2 separate regions of the Homo sapiens genome follow, and region 1 is linked to region 2. A link is a loop called in an ENCODE intact Hi-C map of the cell type or tissue named here. Cell type or tissue: ovary. All regions are shown on one strand. Each heading gives the region's core, and the rest is flanking DNA. Links, peaks and the distances in the headings are about the cores only.

Evidence for each region. Hi-C counts contacts between places; a loop is a spot of excess contacts. Peaks named below come from ENCODE experiments on the same cell type or tissue, not always from the same donor. Only the 100,000 strongest peaks of a DNase experiment are listed, where the experiment ranks them.
Region 1: a loop joins it to region 2, with 5 times the contacts of the local background. A loop is called at or near these places in 1 of 110 quality-filtered maps.

The regions. Positions count from the first base shown.
Region 1 is chr2:118,839,976-118,844,367 of GRCh38, reverse strand. It overlaps EN1 (engrailed homeobox 1), which reads left to right. Exons shown (of 2, transcript NM_001426.4): 2 at 1,114-2,197. The coding sequence ends at 1,430. Among named protein-coding and RNA genes, the nearest start is that of EN1, 5.5 kb to the left of the region's middle. RefSeq lists an enhancer at 1,545-2,125. In ovary, for the core only: no CTCF peak of the experiment used is centred there; DNase peaks (open chromatin) are centred at 1,177 and 1,907; H3K4me3 peaks cover 396 bases.
Region 2 is chr2:118,400,238-118,404,629 of GRCh38, reverse strand. No RefSeq gene overlaps it. Among named protein-coding and RNA genes, the nearest start is that of THORLNC, 220 kb to the right of the region's middle. In ovary, for the core only: no CTCF peak of the experiment used is centred there; no DNase peak of the experiment used is centred there.

The DNA of each region.
Region 1 (4,392 bases), core at 76-4,075, 440 kb before region 2:
GTTTCCTGTGGCCCCTTCCCATTCCTATCTGGTGGTCAAAGCACATTTTTTTTTTTCTGGATTGTCCCTGCTTCCCTCCCTCTCCTTTTTGCTCATAGGTGGGGGAAGGGGCTGCAGTCTCCTTGCAAATGTCATCAGTAGGCAGAGAAAGCCAATCCGGCTTGTTTTTGTTATTCAGGAGTTTTTAATCCTGAAATTGCATCAGTTGAAAGGGGAGATAAGGAAGACCCAGATAAGAGAGACCCTGCCCCACGCAGCCGGTTAGAGGAATGTGGAAGGCCCTCCCTTTCTTATTGGCACCATCCAAGGGGCAAGGCTGAAAACCCAGAGCCAGGGTCATGAGGATGGATCAGGGCCTTTTCTCCTTCAGAGAAGGGGTGGTCCCTGCATCCCTGAGACCCTAGAAAAGGCTTCCTTTAGGCCAAAGAGAAAGAAGGCGAGGAGGTGTGTGTGGGAGGGAGGGGTGCGGGGAGGGGGGCAGACACCAAATACTTTGGAGCTAAGCAGCCCTCTCCCAGCCGGCTCACTATCCCGTTGTTTTCTGAGGTCAATAGCTACAAGCAGATGGGGTCTTATTGTAGTTTCTCCTGTAGGTATGATTCTTGAGGAGGAGAGGAAGATTTGTTTGCAGGCTGGCGACTCCCCCAGGGCCTGCCCTCACTGCCCCAGTCCTATCTATTCCGGGGCGGTGAGGACAGCAGGCCCCTGACCCCCAACTCTGGGCTGGGCCATATGAGCTCCAAATATCTCCTCATCTTGGATTCCTGCCTTCTTGGCTTGGAAATGTTGTGATTTCGGTCTGTCCCTGACTGTCCTGTGAGAATTGGGGTGTGGGGTGCACCTACAACCTCAACCAGCTTTCCTTCACTGCTCCTTTGCCCTCCCAAAGGGAACCCGGGGACCCCAGTGGTCTGGTGAGGGGCACTTCGATCCAGGGATTGGCTGGCGGGAGGGAGCCAGGGGTTCAGCAGGGCCTCCGAGATCGCCCCGGAAGCGCGGGGCTCGCGGCCCAGCTCGGCAATGCTATTCTCACGGCTTCCTTTGCCCTCTCCCCCCTCCCTTCTGCCCTCGGTCCCCACCCCCACCCCACCCCGGCCCTCTCCGCCGCTGCAGGTCCGCGCACCAGGAAGCTGAAGAAGAAGAAGAACGAGAAGGAGGACAAGCGGCCGCGGACCGCGTTCACGGCCGAGCAGCTGCAGAGACTCAAGGCGGAGTTCCAGGCAAACCGCTACATCACGGAGCAGCGGCGGCAGACCCTGGCCCAGGAACTCAGCCTCAACGAGTCCCAGATCAAGATCTGGTTCCAGAACAAGCGCGCCAAGATCAAGAAAGCCACAGGCATCAAGAACGGCCTGGCGCTGCACCTCATGGCCCAGGGACTGTACAACCACTCCACCACCACGGTCCAGGACAAAGACGAGAGCGAGTAGCCGCCACAGGCCGGGGCCGCGCCCGCGCCCCCTCCCGGCACCGCCGCCGTCGTCTCCCGGCCCCTCGCTGGGGGAGAAAGCATCTGCTCCAAGGAGGGAGGGAGCGCAGGGAAAAGAGCGAGAGAGACAGAAAGAGAGCCTCAGAATGGACAATGACGTTGAAACGCAGCATTTTTGAAAAGGGAGAAAGACTCGGACAGGTGCTATCGAAAAATAAGATCCATTCTCTATTCCCAGTATAAGGGACGAAACTGCGAACTCCTTAAAGCTCTATCTAGCCAAACCGCTTACGACCTTGTATATATTTAATTTCAGGTAAGGAAAACACATACGTGTAGCGATCTCTATTTGCTGGACATTTTTATTAATCTCCTTTATTATTATTGTTATAATTATTATAATTATTATAATTATTTTATCCCCTCCCCCACCGCCTCGCTGCCCCCGCCCAGTTTCGTTTTCGTTGCCTTTTTCATTTGAATGTCATTGCTTCTCCGGTGCCTCCCGACCCGCATCGCCGGCCCTGGTTTCTCTGGGACTTTTCTTTGTGTGCGAGAGTGTGTTTCCTTTCGTGTCTGCCCACCTCTTCTCCCCCACCTCCCGGGTCCCTTCTGTCGGTCTGTCTGTTCTGCCCCCCTTTCGTTTTCCGGAGACTTGTTGAGAAATACGACCCCACAGACTGCGAGACTGAACCGCCGCTACAAGCCAAAGATTTTATTATGTTCAGAAACCTGTAGTCTGAAATAAAGTGTACACTGTGCTCACGAGCGCTGGCGGCTCTCCTGTTTGCGGGCTCGGGAAGGACGTGGGTCCGGGCACACAGCGCCCCAGCGCCCCTGCGCACGCCGGGCGGGGAGCCGGCCGGGCCTTGCGATCACCGCACAACGAATGCAGGGCGAAGGGGAAGCGCGACCCAGATTTGGGTTTAGCCTGGGTCTGAAGGGTCTGGCGGGACACGCCTGGTCTCCGATTGCGTTCAAGGGAACTCAAAGGCCGACAACCACAGTCCTGGCTTCGGAAACGCTGCCTGGGCTGCGGGGCAGCTCCCCGCACCGGTCCAGGCCCAGCCCAGTGGCGGCCTCCTCCTGTACAAACTGCTTTTCACTCCAACCTGCACTTTTCTTTTTCTTTCTTTCTTTTATTTCCCCTGGTGCAGGTTTTGCTGCAGATTTTTTTTATCCAGAGATAGAAGGGGGCCTGCCTTCCTCCCTCCCCGACAGCCCGCTTGGGCGAGGGGCACTTTGGCCTGGCCTCTTGGCCGCCTGGACTCACTGCACTTCGTTTGCGGGAGGGCTTCTGTTGGCGAAGCAGCAGGTCCGGGGGCGGCCTGCGGAGCCTCGCGGGGCTCGGATCTCCTGGGCCCGCAATGCCGGAGGAGAGGAGGCCCAAATGCTGGGAAAGCTGTTCGGAGTGGCTGCTTGGGCCTTGAACCCGAGGTGGGCGCACGTCTGCCGTATCTGGGCCCTAAACCAAAGAGGGTTCCCTTAGGCATCCCAACAAAGCCTAACTTTCTTCCTCACCAAGGGGGGCGCACATAGAAGCCCCCAGGGCCCTCAGGACACCCTGGGTTCCCAGAAGGAAATGTCTGGCCTCTTGCTGCTAACACTGGGGCCCATCCTTCCAGAGCAGGAGCTGCTCTCAGATCTTAAGAGGTTAAGGGGAGGAAGGGAAGTTTCCTTCTCAGGAGGTATTATCTTTGTCCAGGATTTTTTTAAATTGTAAATTCCACTCCCACATTTTTTCTCTCTTCGGCAATATGTATGTATATACCCACACGTGTGCAGCTAGACGGGCAGGTGCCCACACATACTTGTGTGCATATACAATAATGTGCAGATATTGGTGCACCTAAGTTCCTACCAGTTTTTTGTGTATTCCTGTACCCGTGAGTATTGTGCAACTGATTTTCTTCTCTAATTAGATACACAATTGGACGTTTGTGAGTTCACTGTGTGTACATGCATGAATTTGTGTTTGCACACTGGAATGTCTGCAGGTGTGTTTGCTGGGTTTGTTCATGTGTGAGATCCCTGTTCTCTGTGCTCTTCCCTTGAGTTTCTCAACTGTTTTTGTAGGATTGATTTTGTGCAAAATGATAATGGCTAGTTATTCCACCTTTTTTATTGAAAAATTTTCCCTGATTTGGCCCAATGTACTGTTTGCTCCTGGCCGGGGAACTAACAGGGCTAGATCTCAATCCCAGGAAGCCTAGGTCCCCTCCAAATCCCTACATAAGGGTTTGGCGGCTAGAGTGGAATTGGAGGGTGCATTTGACACTGCTGTGGGTTCCCAACTTTATTGCAATTAATTTCCTTCCTTCCATCTGCCCATTGTTTTCTGGAGGAGTAACTCTTGCATATAATAGGTGCTCAACCAATCTTTGTGGGCAGAGTTAGAAGCAGTGAGATGGGCCCTTCCCTGGGGTTGGTCTAGGGGAGTTGTTTTCTGGTAGTCAAAAGCCTGTGCTTTGCTTGCCTTGGGGAGTGGGCTTGGACTCTTCAAGCCTTCCAGGCTTTCCTGTTAAACAGTCTGAGGCCTGTGTCTTGGAGCACCCTTCTCCTAATACCTCTCAGAATTTCAGGAAGAGTCCCATTCCATTTCACCCTCCCAGCACATCAGATGTGATGTTAAGGATGCTCAACTCTATATATTGGAGAACCTTACTATTTTGAATGTCTAGGAATTGGCTACACTCCCTTCTCCCCTCCCTATTGTGGCCTCTTAGGATATTCAAGTCCCCCAAGACTACCAGGTCCAGAGGCTGGGACAGAGGTCGGTGTGAGCAGCAACTCTAGGAACCACCCCATTCCTCATGCTCCCCTTCCTCTATCCAAGAGATCAAAGTCAAGAGCTCTTTCCTTTAACCCAGCGAGAGGAGGAGAAGGTGGTCACCCATCCCCATGATTGTGTCAGTAAAGTGTATAGACGTGAATGTCATTATTATGTAATTTGCTTTCTTGCC
Region 2 (4,392 bases), core at 129-4,128:
TTTTGTGGCTGAAGGTCCTAATAGAGCCCCTACCTCAATGATGGCAGCTCCCACCTCCTCCTCGTTAATGTCCGCATTGCCTTATCATCTTTCATTAGCTATGTAACCAGTTCCCTCTATTAAATTCCACTTATTTAAAATAGCTAGAATAGTTTCTTTTTCACTGGACTATGACCAATATGGTAACATTATAAAATTTGGACTTTGCCCTGTATGCAGTGAGAAGAATCTTATGCAGGAGAGCAATATGTCAGATTTGTGCTTTAGAAAAACTCCTCAGACAACAGCTGGGGAGAAACTGGAAGAAAGGAGATGAGTCAGAAGGCAAATGTTATATAAGAAGAGAATGATGAGTGTCGGAACTAGAGCAGTGATTGAGAGGATGTGTTGGATTAGTAATATACATAGGAGGTGTCATTATCAAGTGCTAATGACTAATTGGATAAGAGAGTGTTTGCACATAAGCATCAGCCATTTCAATATGCGTCTGTGGGGTCCGTGTGAGAATAGCACATTTTCTCCCTCATCCCCAGTGGTTTCATCCATATCATACTCCAGGATCAAGTGGTATGTGTCTAGGCTCACTAGGAGAGCAGTCTGGGAACGCAATAAATAGGAAGGTATCAGAGCCAGCCAAGGCAGCAGTCCATTCCTGATTAATACATTATTTGATGTAACATAAACAGAGGGAAGAACCTAGATAAAGAAACTGAGAGTAGTGACAGGTATAAAGGAAGGAACCACTGACTCACTGGAGTACCATTGGATGGTCCTGTGTAGGTGGAGGGCAGAATCATAAAGGAAATGAATCAAGCAATTTGGGTTTTATGATATCCGGTGATCAGTCATAGCTAATCTGACCCTTCCAGAAATTAATTTACTATCACTATCACTTATTTCCTCCCCATGGACATAAAGACATCAGAATCTTCTCCATGTTCCATCCAATGCATGATTATATCTTAGAGAGAGACCAAGCCCCTTGTGGTAGGAAAATGTGGTTGGTTCCTTGATGTCTACATCAGAAGATTTAGGTTCATGCAGCAAGGCAGTGGCTCTGTCTCAGCCTAGCACATCCATATATCAGGCAGGAAAGGTAAGGTATAACAGTCCAAAAACGTTCTTGTTTCCAACCTGTTCTCACTCTGTTCACATTTTTTGCTTAATGCTAAACTGATGACTTGTTTATCAAATTGAATCAAAGTGCTGATCTGTTGGTATCCCCAGACTCTAAGCTTTCGCTAGTGGGTCCTGGTCCTTCTAGCTTTGGAATGTCTCAGAGGAGACACTCAGGTTTCTCACCCACAAATAATAATTTAAACACCCCTACCCTGATATATCTATTCCTATGCAAAAAACTAACACCAAACTTAGAGGTTCAAGCAACTGTTTTATTATTTCTTTTGATTTTGTGAGTCAGGAATTCAAGCAGGGCTCAGCTGAGTGATCCATCTATTCTACATGGTAGCAATGGAGGTCTTTTGGTGGTGGTATTCAGTTGGAGCATAATTTGGGTCTGGAAGATCCAAGATGATTTCACTTACATGCTGACGCAGTGGAGGAGATGGCTGGGCTTAGCTGCTGACCACTACACCTGGATGTGGTCTCATGATTTTGGTAGTCTCTGGATAGTTAGACATCCAGTGGCATCATGGTTACATGGTGGCTTGGGACTCCAAATGCAATGTGGCAGAAGCTATGTGGGCATGTGTATCCAGGCACAGAGCACTTCTGCAGGACTCTATAAGTTAAAGTAGTCATAAACCCACCCTGATTCAAGGAGAGCAGACATAGACCCTAACTCTTGAAAGGAGGAGTGTCACAGAATTGGAGGCCATGTATTAAAACCACGCTCCCTGTATTAGTCCTTTCTTAGACTGCTATAAAGACATACCTGAGACTGGGTGATTTATTAAGAAAAGAGGTTTAATCGGCTCACAGCTCTGCAGGCAGTGAGGGAAGGCCTCAGGAAACTTACAATTATGGTGGAAGGCATAGGGGAAGCAGGCACAGCCTTCACATGACCAGAGCAGGAGAGAGGAGGGGGAGGTGCCACACACTTTTAAAAAACTAGATCCTGTAAGAACTCTATCATGAGACAGCAAGGGGGAAGTCCGCCCCCATGATTCAATTACCTTCCAGCAGGTCCCTCCTCCACCACTGGGAATTACAATTTGACGTGAGATTTGGATGGGGACACAGAGCCAAACCATATCACTCCTTTATAAGTCCCCTATTTAAATTCAGTTCTAGAAATAACTAGTGAACACATGTGCCAAATATACCCTGCAGTGTGGTAAGAAAGTTTAGTAAAATATAGCTACACAATGTTAAACAATTTTCTTCACATACCAGGATTCTCAGACCATTTAAAAACCTTGGAAAAAGCAAGAGCAAACCAAACCCAAAATTAGTAGAAGAAAAGAAATAATAAAGATCAGAGCAGAAATAAATGAAATTGAAATAAAAAACACAAAAGGTCAATTAAACCAAAAGTTGGTTTTTTGAAAAGTTAAATGAAGTTGACAAATCTTTAGCAAGAATAACTAAGAAAAAAAGAGAAGATCCAAATAAATAAAATCAAAAATGAAAAAGGTGACAATATAACTGATACTTCAGAAATTCAAAGGATCATCAGTGGCCACTATGAGCAACTATATGCCAATAAATTGGAAATAGACAAATTCCTAGATACATACAACCTACCAAGATTGAAACAAGAGGAAATCCAAAACCTGAACAGCCTAACAAGTAAGAAGAAGTAATGAGATTGAAGCTGTAAATAAAAAGTCTCCCAATAAAGGAAAGCACAGGAGCTGATAGTTTCACTGCTGAATTCAACCAAATAGTTGAAGAAAAACTGACGCCAATCCTTCTCAAACTATTCCAAAAAACAGAGTAGGGAATATTTCCAAACTCACTGTACGAGGCCAGTATTACCCTGATACCAACAAAACCTAATGAAGACACATAAAAAGAAAAGCTGTAGGTCAATATCTGTGATACATATTGATGCAAAAATCCTCAACAAAATACTAGCAAACTGAATTTGACAATACGTTAGAAAGATCATTCATCATGACCAAATGGGATTTATCCCCAGGATGCAAGTCTGGCTCAACATACAACAAATCAATCAATGTGATACAGCATATCAACAGAATGAAGGACAAAAACCATATTATTAATTGACGGTGAAAAAGCATTTGATAAAATTTAATGTCCCTTTATGATAAAAACTCTCAAAAAACTGGAGATAGAAGGAACATACCACAACATAATAAAAAGCCGTATATGACAGACACACTGCTAGTATCATACTCAATGCGGAAGAAGTGAAAGCCTTTCCTCTAAGGTCTGGAACACAACAAAGGATGCTCATTGTCACCACTGTTACAGTACTGGGATATAGTACTGGAAGTCCTAGCTAGAGCAATCAGACAACAGAAAGATATTAAGGGTATCCAAATTGGAAAGGAAGAAGTTAAATTATTCTTGTTTACAGATTATATGATCTTATATTTGGAAAGACCTAAATATTACACCAAAAATCTACTAGAACTAAAAAATAAATTCAATGAAGTTGCAGGATACAAAATCAACATACAAAAATCAGTAGCATTTCTATATGCCAACAGTTAACAATGTGAAAGAATAAAACATGAAAAGTAATCCCATTTACAATACCCACACATAAAATTAAATACCTAGGCATTAACCAAAGAAGTAAAAGTTATCTACAAAGAAAACTATAAAATACATAAAAGAAATTGAAGAGGACACCAAAAAATAAAAAAAGTTCCATGTTCATGGATTTGAAGAATTAATGTTGTTAAAATGTTCATACTACCCAAAGCAATCTACAGATTGACTGCAGTCCCTATCAAAATACCAATGATATTCTTCACAGAAATAGAAAAAGCAATTCTGAAATGTATATGTAACTACAAACAACCCAGAATAGAAAACGATTATCCTAAGCAAAAAAAGAAAAGTAGAGGAATCACATTACCTGAATTCAAATTATACTACAGAGCTATAGTAACCAAAACATCATGGTACTATCATAAAAACAGGCATAGACCAATGAAACAGAATAGAGAACCTAGAAACAAATCCACACACCAAAGTGAACTCATTTTTTACAAAGGTGCCATGAACATGCACTGGGGGAAAGACAGTCTCTTCAATAAATGGTGCTGGGAAAACTGGATAACCACATGCAGAAGAATGAAACTAGACCCCTCTCTCCCACCATATACAAAAATCAAATAAAAATGGGTTACAGACTTAAATCTAAGACCTTAAACCATGAAACTACTATAAAAAAACATTGGGGAAAATCTCCAGGACATTGGTCTAGGCAAAAATTTCTTGAACAATACCCCACAA